Regions from separate parts of the Homo sapiens genome. Here regions 2 and 3 are each linked to region 1. The links are chromatin loops, found by intact Hi-C in ENCODE. Cell type or tissue: endothelial cell of umbilical vein. All regions are shown on one strand.

Evidence for each region. Hi-C counts contacts between places; a loop is a spot of excess contacts. Peaks named below come from ENCODE experiments on the same cell type or tissue, not always from the same donor. Only the 100,000 strongest peaks of a DNase experiment are listed, where the experiment ranks them.
Region 2: a loop joins it to region 1, with 21 times the contacts of the local background. A loop is called at or near these places in 51 of 110 quality-filtered maps.
Region 3: it touches region 1 in a loop (15-fold over the local background); 6 of 110 quality-filtered maps call a loop at or near these places.

The regions. Positions count from the first base shown.
Region 1 is chr13:46,124,544-46,128,543 of GRCh38, reverse strand. LCP1 (lymphocyte cytosolic protein 1) reads left to right here. Exons shown (of 16, transcript NM_002298.5): 16 at 821-2,621. The coding sequence ends at 953. Among named protein-coding and RNA genes, the nearest start is that of CPB2, 22 kb to the right of the region's middle. RefSeq lists an enhancer at 2,984-3,093. In endothelial cell of umbilical vein, a CTCF peak has its summit at 1,769; DNase peaks (open chromatin) are centred at 1,793 and 2,813; H3K27ac peaks cover 1,738 bases.
Region 2 is chr13:45,805,228-45,809,227 of GRCh38, reverse strand. All of the region lies in intron 1 of SIAH3 (siah E3 ubiquitin protein ligase family member 3), which reads left to right. Among named protein-coding and RNA genes, the nearest start is that of SIAH3, 45 kb to the left of the region's middle. In endothelial cell of umbilical vein, a CTCF peak has its summit at 1,545 (motif pointing left); a DNase peak (open chromatin) is centred at 1,497; H3K27me3 peaks cover 229 bases.
Region 3 is chr13:45,923,028-45,927,027 of GRCh38, reverse strand. No RefSeq gene overlaps it. Among named protein-coding and RNA genes, the nearest start is that of SIAH3, 73 kb to the right of the region's middle. RefSeq lists enhancers at 2,653-2,702, 2,712-3,219, 3,220-3,728. In endothelial cell of umbilical vein, a CTCF peak has its summit at 1,674; no DNase peak of the experiment used is centred here.

The DNA.
Region 1 (4,000 bases):
TCACTGCAGCCTCCGCCTCCCGGGTTCAAGCGATTCTCCTGCCTCAGCCTCCTGAGTAGCTGGGACTACAGGCGCACGCCACCACGCCTGGCTAATTTTTTGTATTTTTAGTAGAGATGGGGTTTCACCATGTTGGCCAGGATGGTCTCGATCTCCTGACCTTGTGATCCACCCGCCTCGGCCACCCGAAGTGTTGGGATTACAGGCGTGAGCCACCGCGCCTGGCCAAGGTCAGGATATTATACATTTTTCCTCTTTTGTTCCTTGTCAAAATGTTACTGTAGTTGAAATGTAGTCTGCAAACTTTTCCTAGCACACATGTTTATTCAGTTCTGTGACTCTTTCTGCTATGCTGCTATGTAGCCCAAGAGAATACTCCTGGTGTGAGTATCAAAAGTGGCAGCACGTGCTGTAGTGGCTCACACCTGTAATCCCAGTGCTTTGGGAGGCTGAGGCAAGAGCTTCTCTTGAGGCCAGGAGTTCAAGCCCAGCCTGGGCAACATAGTGAGACCCCTGTCTCTACAAAAAAAAAAAAAAAAACTTAACTTAAAAAAAAGGCAGGAGCTGAAGAGGTCTCCAAGGACAAATAATACACTTGATAATGATCACGAGACTAGCCAGCAAGTCTGATGCTTTGTCAGAATCTTTGGTTGAGCCAAAATTTGTCCACAAAAGTGTGAGGATGCTGGTGACTGACTCCAGCCACTGCAGGAGTGAGTTCTGTCCTGACTATGGAACGACTGTGACTGTGACCCTCCAGGGTCCCATTCGTGTTGTGTTTCTCAGGCTCTCCTTATTTTTCCTCTTTTCTCCCTTTTAGATATGCCATCTCTATGGCCCGAAAAATTGGAGCAAGAGTGTATGCCCTGCCAGAAGACCTGGTTGAAGTGAACCCCAAAATGGTCATGACCGTGTTTGCCTGCCTCATGGGGAAAGGAATGAAGAGGGTGTGAGGCCCAATGGGGCTGGGTGGGAGGCGGTGCACTCACTCCTGACTGCCCGGCACAGATGCTCCAGGGATGATTCAAGCCATTCCAAAGTTCAACTTGGTGACACTCTATAAGATTCCAAAAAGCACATATTAGTGCAGCCAAGTAGCCTCTCCTGTATTTAACAAAAAGTGCTTCATTCTTTGCAGGAGGCCCAACCTCCTATATATAGGTTTCTATTCTTGATTTATTTGCTTCTTCGAAAATCTAGAGGAAAAGAAAGAAGTTATTTTCCAGGTACCCTTCTCGCTTTTGCCATTAGCCAAGGATAGAAGCTGCAGTGGTATTAATTTTGATATAATCTTTCAAACCAGCTTCATGTGGCTTCCCTTTTCTTTGTTCAAGATGAGGGCCAGGAGGGGAAACATCACACCTGCCCTAAACCCTGTTCCTGGAGGTCAGCATTTGATCTGTTGCAAGCCCCTCTTTCTGTCCCCTCTTCCTACCCTGCCTCCCTTGACTTTGCTCCTCACACTTTTGGAACCATGCCTTCCGGGGGGGCCCATCTCTTCTGGCCGTCCTTGTCTCTGGGCCACTTGGAGTGTGTGATAAATCAGTCAAGCTGTTGAAGTCTCAGGAGTCTCTGGTAGCCTGCAGAAGTAAGCCTCATCATCAGAGCCTTTCCTCAAAACTGGAGTCCCAAATGTCATCAGGTTTTGTTTTTTTTCAGCCACTAAGAACCCCTCTGCTTTTAACTCTAGAATTTGGGCTTGGACCAGATCTAACATCTTGAATACTCTGCCCTCTAGAGCCTTCAGCCTTAATGGAAGGTTGGATCCAAGGAGGGTGTAATGGAGCATCAAGCCACTCGGCGGCAGCATGGAGCTATAACTAAGCATCCTTTAGGGTTCTGCCTCTCCAGGCATTTAGCCCTCACATTAGATCTAGTTACTGTGGTATGGCTAATACCTGTCAACATTTGGAGGCAATCCTACCTTGCTTTTGCTTCTAGAGCTTAGCATATCTGATTGTTGTCAGGCCATATTATCAATGTTTACTTTTTTGGTACTATAAAAGCTTTCTGCCACCCCTAAACTCCAGGGGGGACAATATGTGCCAATCAATAGCACCCCTACTCACATACACACACACCTAGCCAGCTGTCAAGGGCAGAATGAATCTATGCTGGATAAGAAATGGTGGAACTGCGTTATGAAGAGCTAATTTACTGGACAAAGAATTCCAAAGCAAAACCAGAACAGTATGAATTTGAGCAGGTCTCATAGGTTGAGCAATTTCCCCCTAAACCAACTGAAGGCTAAAAAGCAACAGGCCATTGTGAACCAATGCAAGACGCCCTCTATCATGGTGAAAAGCTCCATCAATGAGGTATCTTCTTTAGTGGTGGTATGTAATGGAACTTAGCCATTTTTCAAAGCAATTGAAATGCATTGCTCTGGATCTGTTCCTTGGCAGTGGACTCAGAAAGCCAACATGTGGCTCCTCCCAGCCCATAACCAGTATTTTTGCTGCTTCTGAATACAAATTGGTTGGTTTTGACTTCAGATTGAACTTACTGTAGCCTCAGATGATTTCCCCCCTCCGCCTCCAGGAAGAAAGAATGTTACTGCCTTAATAAAAAATGAAAAGAGAATGATGCTCAAAATCTTTCCAAATAAAATGTTCCCTATATTAGGTGTCTCTGGATGTTTCATTTTGAAAGTTTGCTGACAGTGTGCTATAAATCGTTCATTCATTCATTCCTCCAACACGTTCGAGTGCCTAGTATGTGCAAGGCACAGTGCAAGGTTTTAGGAATGTGCCTATGAACTAAACAGGCACTGTGCTCAGCTGATGCCTGTCTTAGGAAAGACGGAAGTTAAACAATTAAAATAACAGATGTGACGAGTGATAAAAAGAAGGGCAGGGTGAGACATGAGTTTATGACAGGAAACAGTCTGAGGAGAAATAGTTTAGCTAAAAACTGAAGAATAAATTTCCGTTAGGCAAAGCAGGGAATAAAATTAAAGCTGAGAGCCAAACTCAGAAATACACTGAACTTGTAGGAGTGAAGAGGTGTGATACCTTTCCTCACCTATCATAAGAGTCACGGCCAATACTATGACAAAAGATGGGTAACAAGAGAAAAGGGTAACATATTTCTTTCATCAAAGTTTTACATGACATGGGAGCTTTTAGAAATGAAAACCCAAAGATCCAAGGAAAACTGTTCATTTTTATGCTTAGATTTAATGCAGAATGAACGGCCAGGCAGAAATGTGATTGGGCAAAAGGCTGTGATCTAAGGCTAATAAATGGAAGGGGAAGCCCAGCAAGGCCTGTGTGTTCCGATTCTTCTTGGCTGCAGTCTGTAGCATTTTTTCCTCCAGGGATCAGGGCAGGACCCCCCTGGAATGAGGGTCTTATTACCTACTATCAGGCAAGGTAGGTCAGAGAATTTCTTTACCGTCACTGTCTACACAGAAAGGCAGGGGAAGGTTAGAGTAATTTTTCTAGGGTTTTATGGCTTGCTTTGGGGGAAAGGGGTTCTAGTTTCTATGACCCTCCTTGAGAAAGAGGAATTCTGCTTTCTGCGAGTTGCTTCAGGGGAGAAAGAAGAGGAGGAGACAGGAGGGCAGGAGAAGATCGGAGAGGGAGACCTTGTTTCTGAGGTTTCCTTGGAGGCTTTCCAGTCTCCTTTAGTTCAAAGTACTCTGCACACCAAAGTGCCACACTTTGGGGTTTCATTTTTTTCTGAGCCCCAACAAACCCGATCATAAACCAAAGTCAGACTTGGGGATTGGTGCAAAACAATGTCCAGACTGATTCGAGGAGGAATCTTTGGGGTGAGCAGCGCCCGAGATCTCCTCTCCAGCTTGGCGGGGCCTTACTTGGGAAGAAGTGGGGGTGCACTGCGGGGATGCAGAGGAGTTCTGCTGCAGCCAACTTCCTCAGTTAGGCTGCTGTGACAGAGAAGCTGGCCGTCGATTTGGCATGATCACGCTTTGACCTGCAGAGGAGCCACCCACCCACACAGCAGATGGGAAGCTGGGCTTTTGTGCCTAAGCTGT
Region 2 (4,000 bases), 320 kb after region 1:
CGGAGCCCCCAACACACGCATTCTCCCCACCTTAAGTCCTAGAGGCTTAGGCAATTACCTTGAGGCAGCAGTCACTGAAAGTTCAGAGGTTATGCAGCGCAGCCTCAGGATTTATGTCCACTTCAGGAGTCATTGACCCACATCAACTTCTTTTATGAGTCAGGACCAGGCAGGGATCATCAATATTGTTACAATAGGGTTGGAAGCCCACTCATTCACTGTGTGGGATGTACTGCCGAAGGCGAAAATGGAGGCCTCAGAGCCTCCTTGTTTAGCTTTTAGGTTTACTTTGCCTTATCAGATGCGAAATGGGTACAAGTCTTAAACATATTCATAATTTGAGATGTGCAATAGATATAACATTCTTTTCTCTATAACTGAATTTAATATATATTCTGGTTCCCATTCCATCAAGAATGGAAACCTAATTTTAACCAGGATGGAGATTCCCTACTGTGCCCAGTGTTGAGTCCAAGTTTTGGGGGGCCTATGAAGTAATGTTCTGGTAGATAAAAGTATGCACGTACATATGGACATAAGTTTATTATAAATTTTACTGATATAAAGTATGTGTAATACAATTTACAAATAATAACAAAATATACAATATTCTTTATTTTAAATTTCATATAACTACACAGAATGTATTTATTGGTTTTGTTGAACTCTTGTATCTGTAGCCAACCTACAGTTACAATTCAGCCGTTGTTTAACAAAATTAGACTATGTTGGCTATCTAGTTCATAGAAAAAGTCACCATGTCATTGATGAATGTGTGTGACTTAAATATGAATGTTGGTTGATGTTTTCTTTTATGTTAACAGATAAAAGTGAAACAACAAAGATAAATGTCAGATTATCACTCACTGCTCAGTGACGTGAACTATTTATTTGCTGAGTTGGATAATAGTCTTAGGATACTAAAAGACTATTTCTGTAATTTTTTGTGCTGTTTAACACAAAGTAACACCTATATACCAGGACACTTTTAGGTATAGTTTGCCCTTATTAACATTTTCTTCATCACTTTCTTCAGTCTACTCTAGAAAATCAACAAAACAGAAAATCAAGCCCTGATTTATAGCATTTGCCAGTTTCCATGGTGTAAATATTCCCACCATGACTAATTTTAAGCTACCAACACAACATCACCGCACATGAAGTTGGGAAGAGGTTTTTAGTATTTCTACCATATAGATACAGATACAAATACAGATTTACAGATATGTAAGCAACCTCAAGAACACATTTAATAGCAAAATATAATAAAATATTTAGGAAGTAATGAGCTTTGAGTATTTACTACCTGGGTTGTTAATATAAGTTATTTAATTCTGTTTGTTTAATTTTAACAATGGCTGTGTTTAACAATCAGCTCACAAAATTTCTAAAACTTCAACAATTAGCTCTTGTGAGCTAATACACTACTGGGCATATGCAATGTCAATGATTCGATTTGGAGGGCATTCTTTCTAGCTGTTGTCATCCATCCATATTGACACCACTGAGAGTCCTTGCTGCCATCTGGTGTCCAGTCATTGGTCACAGCAAATTGCTGCTGTGTCCTGACTTTTTTACACTGAGTCTTCTCTAGGTCCCTAAGTTCTCTCTTGCTTCTATGCCTCTCTAGACGAATGGGGAATACAGATTTAAAAACTCAGTAGGAGTAGGGGATTTTTTTTTCTCTAATAATATACAATGCTAAACTTCCTGCTCTACTAAATCTAATAAATAGAACTATAAGTATTTGGTTCTCTGTGCTGTTCTAACAATCTGCTTTGTTTTCTCATGCACTTGAATCACCATGTTTTAATACTGTAGCTTTATTCTATGTTTTACAATTTTATTGAATAGTCTCCTTCATAACTATTTATTTTTCAGCAATCTGACTATAATTGCACATTTATTTTTTCATATAAACTTTTTAAATCACTTGAGTTTTTTTTTTTTAGTATTCTGGTGTATTTATTACAATCTTGTTAATTTTAGGGAATGTCAACATATTTATAACAGTGAATCATCGTATTGAATAGATGATACTTTTATTTATTCAATTCTTTCTTAGAGTTCTTCTGTAGCATTTTACGTTTTTTTCTTATAGCCTGTGACTGTTTCCTATAAAATTTATTCCAAGGTATTATTTTTAATATGAACAGCTACTTCTTATTTGAAAGTGTGAAAATTATTGATTTGTATTTACTAAATTTGTGCTTTACTGAATTCTTCAAATTTTATGATTTTTTCCAGTTGGTTCTCTCATTTCCAAACTTTTATACCTTTTATTTCTTTTTCCCATCAAATTGCATTGGCTACTTCCTGTGGAATGTTAAATAACAGTAATATAGTGAACATTCATGGTTTGTTTCTGATTTCAGTGATGCTTCCAGAGTGTACCCACTAAAAATGTCAGTCTACTTGTTAAGGAAGTTTCTGTCTTTTACTATTAGTGTAACAGTTTTATTGAAATAAAATTCACATACCTTTAAATTTTTATTTATTTTCTTCAGCTTTTAAGTTTAGGGGGTAAATGTGCAGGTTTGTTACATGGGTAAATGACGTGTCACTAAGGCTTGGTATATGAATAATCCTGTCATCCAGGTAGTGAGCATAGCACGCAATAGATACTTTTTCAACCATTGTCTTCCTTCCACCCTCCCCACTCTCATAGTCCCCAATGTCTATTGGTGCCATCTTTATATGCGTGTGTACTCAATGTTTAGCTCCCTGTTGTAAGTGAGAACATGTGGTATTTGGTTTTCTGTTCCTGCATTACTTCGCTTAATATCATGGCCTCTAGCTCCATCCATGTTGCTGCAAAGGATATAATTCGATTCACTTTTATGGCTGTGTAGTATTCCATGGTGTATATGTACCACATTTTCTTTATCCAGTCCACCATTGATGGGGACCTGGGTTGATTCCATGTCTTTGCTATTGTGAGGAGTGCTGTGATGAAAATATGAGTGTGTTTATCTTTTTGGTAGAACAATGTCTTTTCCTTTGCATATATACTCCATAATGGAATTGCTGGGTCAAATGGTAGTTCTGTTTTAAATTATTTGAGAAATCTCCAAACTGCTTTCCACAGTGGCTGAACTAATTTACATTTCCACCAACAGTATATAAATGTTCCCTTTTCTTCACAACCTCATCAACATGTTATTTTTTGTCTTTTTAATAGCCATTCTGATGGGGACAAAATGGCATCTCATTGTGGTTTTGATTTGCATTTCTCTGATGATTAATGATGTTGAGGATTATTTCATATATTTGTATGTCACATGTATGTCTTCTTTTGAGAAGTGTCTGTCATGTCCTTTGCCCATTTTTAATGGGGTTATTTGGTTTTGCTTGTTGAATTAGGTTTCTTATAGATTCTGGACATTAGACTGTTGTCAGATGCATAGTTTGCAAATATTTTCTACCATTCTATAAATTGTCTGTTTAGCCTGTTAATAGTTTCTTTTGCTGTGCAGAAGCTCTTTAGTTTAATTAGGTCCTACTTGTCAATTTCTGTCTTTGTTGCAATTGCTTTTAGGGACTTAGTTATAAATTCTTTGCCAAGGCCACTGTCCAGAATGGTATATCCTAGTTTTCTTCTAAGATTTTTATAGTTTGAGGTCTTACATTTCAGTTTTTAATCCATCTTGAGTTAATTTTTATATATGGCGAAAGGTAGAGGTCCATTTTCATTCTTCTGCATATAGCTGGCTAATTATCCCAGCACAATTTATTGAATAGGGAGTCCTTTTCCCATTGCTTGTTATTGTCAACTTTATCAAAGATCAGATTATTGTAATTGTGCAGCTTTATTTTTGGGTTCTCTATCCTGTTCCATTGGTCTATGGTCTGTTTTTATACCAGTATCGTGCTGTTTTGGTTACTGTAGCTTTGTAGTATAGTTTGAAGTCAGGTAGTGTGATGCCTCCAACTTTCTTCTTTTTGCTTCATATTGCTTTGGCTATTCGCACTCTTTTTTGGTTCCATATAAATTTTAGAA
Region 3 (4,000 bases), 200 kb after region 1:
TTACAGTTTACTTTCATACACATTTCTTGCGTCATCTGCTTGATTTAGCTACCACCAGTGGGCCAATTTCTGCTGGCTGCGTGTTTTTGTTATTGGAACACACCCAACTCTATTCTTTGATGCATTGTCTGTGGTGGCTTTCCCTAATAGGGCATAGTTGAGTAGTTGCTACAAAGACTGTTATGGCCTGCAAAGCTTAGAATATTTACTATCTGGCCCCTTGCAGAAAAAGTCTGCTGGCATCCTCTAAACAACCCCATGAGGCAAATGCAATTGTTTTCATTATTTCCATGTTATAGGTGGAAAATAAATGGATGAAACCAAGCGGCTCAGAGACCCTAAATGTTTTCTTAAGGACGCAGAACTGGTCAGTAGAGCCAAACTGAAAGCCAAATTCTTTTCTGTCCATGGAAGAATTTATATTGAAGAGACAGAAACATAGGGAGGGGCCCCAGAGGGTGGTTCTTTGAGAATGCCTTTTAGAACCAGTAAACTTGTCTTGGAGAAAATAACAGAAGCAAGTCTCTGATTTTCACTTTACTTTACTTATTTATCATTATTATTATTTTTAGAGACAGGCCTCTGCTGCCCAGGTTGGAACGCAGTGGTATAATAATGGTTCATGGCTCACTATAGGCTCCACCTCCCAAGCTCAAAAGATCCCCCATCCTCAGCCTCCTGAGTAGCTGCAATTACAGGTGCACAGGTGCACACCACCACATCTGGCTAATTAACAAAATTTTTTTTGTAGAGATGAGGTCTGGTTATGTTGCCCAGGCTGGTCTCAAACTCCTGGCCTCAAGTGATGCTCTCGTCTCCCAAAGTGCTGGGATTACAGGCATGAGCCACTGTGCCTGGCTGGTTCCTGCTTTTTAAAACATGGTGGATGGCCAGCACTTAGCCCCTGGATGGAGGGAATCAGCCCTGAACACATGGCTGAAGGGTTTTAAATGCTAATCAAAAGGATCTATAATATCCAGAGTTGATATTTTATTTACTTTCTCTCCTCTAATTCCAAAAGCAAACACTCAGACAACCCCTAGGTACGCAAGAAATAAATGTGAAACAGATGCGTAAGGGAGCCGTGAGCTCCCAGGTGAAGCCAAGGAAGCAAACTTCTAAGAGGCAGCAGCTGTTCTCATATAAGATCATCTCCCCTCTCCTGCCCAGCCCCTTACCACACACACAGAATGGGATTAGCAAAGGCACCGTAGGCACGACTGTCATTTCCTCACACTGTCTAGGACCAGATATGCTTCTCATGGGCTGCTCAGGTGTCCATTCATGTTTATAATACAGACACATGGAGGCTTTTGCTTCTCATAAGAACTCTGGCCAGGTGTGGTGGCCCACACCTGTAATCCCAACACTTCGGGAGGCCAAGACAAGAGGATGGCTTGAGCCCAGGAGTTCAAAACCAACCAGGGCAACATAGTGAGACCCCAGCTCTACAAAAAAATAAGAAAATTAGCCAGGCATGGTGGTGCATGCCTGTGGTCCCAGACACTTTGGAGGCTGAGGTGGGAGGATCGCTTGAACACAGGAGGTTGAGGGTAGAGTGAGCCATAACCATGCCACTGCACTCCAGGCTCTAAATAAATAAATACATACATAAATGGAACTCGTCATTTACTAACAATATTTAGTAGCAGCCAGACATCACCTCCTGGTGGCTTTATCTGGGACAGTCTCACTTTTCCTACTTGCCCTGGGGAGTTTAGAATGGTGAAGAGCCAGAGAGCCCACAGGAGACTTTGCTCTATCTTGGAAATCCAGAGCCTGTGGAGCCCTGAGCAGGCAAGTTCAACATTGTATAGACTGAGAGGCCCCTGGGGACAGGGGGTGAGGCAGGGGCCGGGTAGCCCTCAGTCCTGAGGCAAGAATTTGAAGCAGGAGAGGCTTGGAAGAGAAAAAGAAGGCAAGGCTTAGATGAGAAGGTGAGGCCAACAAGGAAGGCAGAAGACTGACAGTGAAAGTCAGCTGTCAGGGTGGTGAGAGGCAGCAGCACTAGCAGCAGAGCCGCAGCATCACACAACTCCAGGGGCCAGGTGCATAGTTGCATCTGTAAATGGCTCCTCCTAGTTGTGCAGTGCACAGCCTGTGCATCCATACATGACAGCTCTGAGAAACACCAATGCTCAAAAACTTTTAGAAATGGATTTTGTAAACATAAGGTTGAATCAAGGGTAATAAGTGTATGTGTATATATATATATATATATATATATATATGCGTGGGCCTTTGTGTCAAGAGGAATGAAAGAAGCAGAATAAACATAAAATAAAATGAGCATCTCCAGGCTTTTTGTGCTGAACTGCATTATTAATGATCAAGGCCTTGCCTGGGAGACAGCAATCTAATAGAGGGTTTAAGAAAATATTTGCGTGAGCAGGTCAAAAGTGTGGAATGAGAAAGAGACCCATTTGAGACCCAGGTTTCTCCCTGGCACCTATGGTTCTTTTCCCCTCTCAACAAGTACCTGGAGACAGGCCTGTATTTTCCCAGCCAGCCTCACTCTTTACCTCCACATCAATATTTTCCATCAAATTGCAACCAATACCCTTAAAAACAAGATGTTATCAGCTGTAGCCGATTTCATTTTTTAAGTTTTTCAACTTAGAAAACAATGGGACACCAGGTTTGCTGGGAGACACAGTGGAGAGAGGTTCTCAAACTTCAGTGTGCTCAGAGTCCCCTGGAGGGTTTGGGGACACATTGATGGCTGGGCCGCACCCCAAAGCTTCAGTTTCTGTAAGTCTGGGGGCGGGGCCCAGGAATTTGCATTTCTAAAAATTTCCTAGGTCATGCTGATACTGTTGGTCCCGGGACCACACTCTGAGAACTACTGAATGATAGAATAGTAAGTTTAACAGCAGAGAATTTGGAGTCAGCCTGCCAGAGTGTAAAGCCTGGTCCCACCTCTGCTATCCCTGTGGCTTGGAGCAAGTTACTCAAACTCCACACCCTTTTCATCATCTATAAAATGGTGATTTTACTGAGACTAAATTAGTTAATGAAACTCACAGAGCACAATCCATAGTATGTAGTAAGTAACACATTCCTTTCTCCCCTCCTCATTGAAAGATGGGGAAGGATGAAGAGGGTGAACAGGGAGCAGCGAAACAAGTGGAGGGGAAAGTGGGCAGACAGGCAGGGCCAGGCGGTGGCCGGGGACCCCTCAGGCTTGTGTCTGCATGGGGGGCTGTGGGCTGCCCTGGCTGTCACCCCACGGCCCACTCGCAAACTGCCCACTGGCAGTTGAGTGTCTGCATTCCCACCGCCTGGGAGAATATGAAGAAAATGGAGGTGGTGGGCAATGGCACGTTTTATCTGCTAGGCGCTGCCACATGTGCTATCTCATTTGGTCCTCTCAACAGTCCTGTGAGTTAGACCTTATGGATGATGAAACCAGAGCTTCTGAAGGTCGAGTGGCTTAGCTTATGGTCAGGAAGCGAAGGTACCTGTGGCTCCAATGCAGCAGCTCCAACCAGGCACCTTACCAGCATGGCTGGCCAGCACCTCAGCTAGATTCCCTTTCCCTTTCATTTTCTTCTAGAGGCTGGTGTTAGACTCAATGGTCAGTGCTATTCCTGGGAAAGGGGCCCGGGCAGAGGATAGCTGAAGGAGTCCCTCTCCATCAGAGACAGTCTTAGGACTTGGCAAGCTAGCTGCTGCTCCAGCATTTCAAAAAAAGGCTAAGAGAACAAGTACAGGGTGGTCTCCTGTCTCTGTGCTTGATCTGCAACTTGCTTTTTTGTTTTTGTTTTTGTTTTTGAGATGAAGTCTCATTCTGTCACCCAGACTGGAGTGCAGTGGTGCGATCTCGGCTCATTGCAACCTCCTCCTCCTGGGTTCAACTGATTCTCAAGTGATTCTCCTGCCTCAGTCTCCCGAGTAGCTGGGATTACAGGTGCGCACTGCCATACCTGGCTAATTTTTGTATTTTTTTTTAGTAGAGACGGGGTTTCTCCATGTTGGCCAGACTGGTCTTGAACTCCTG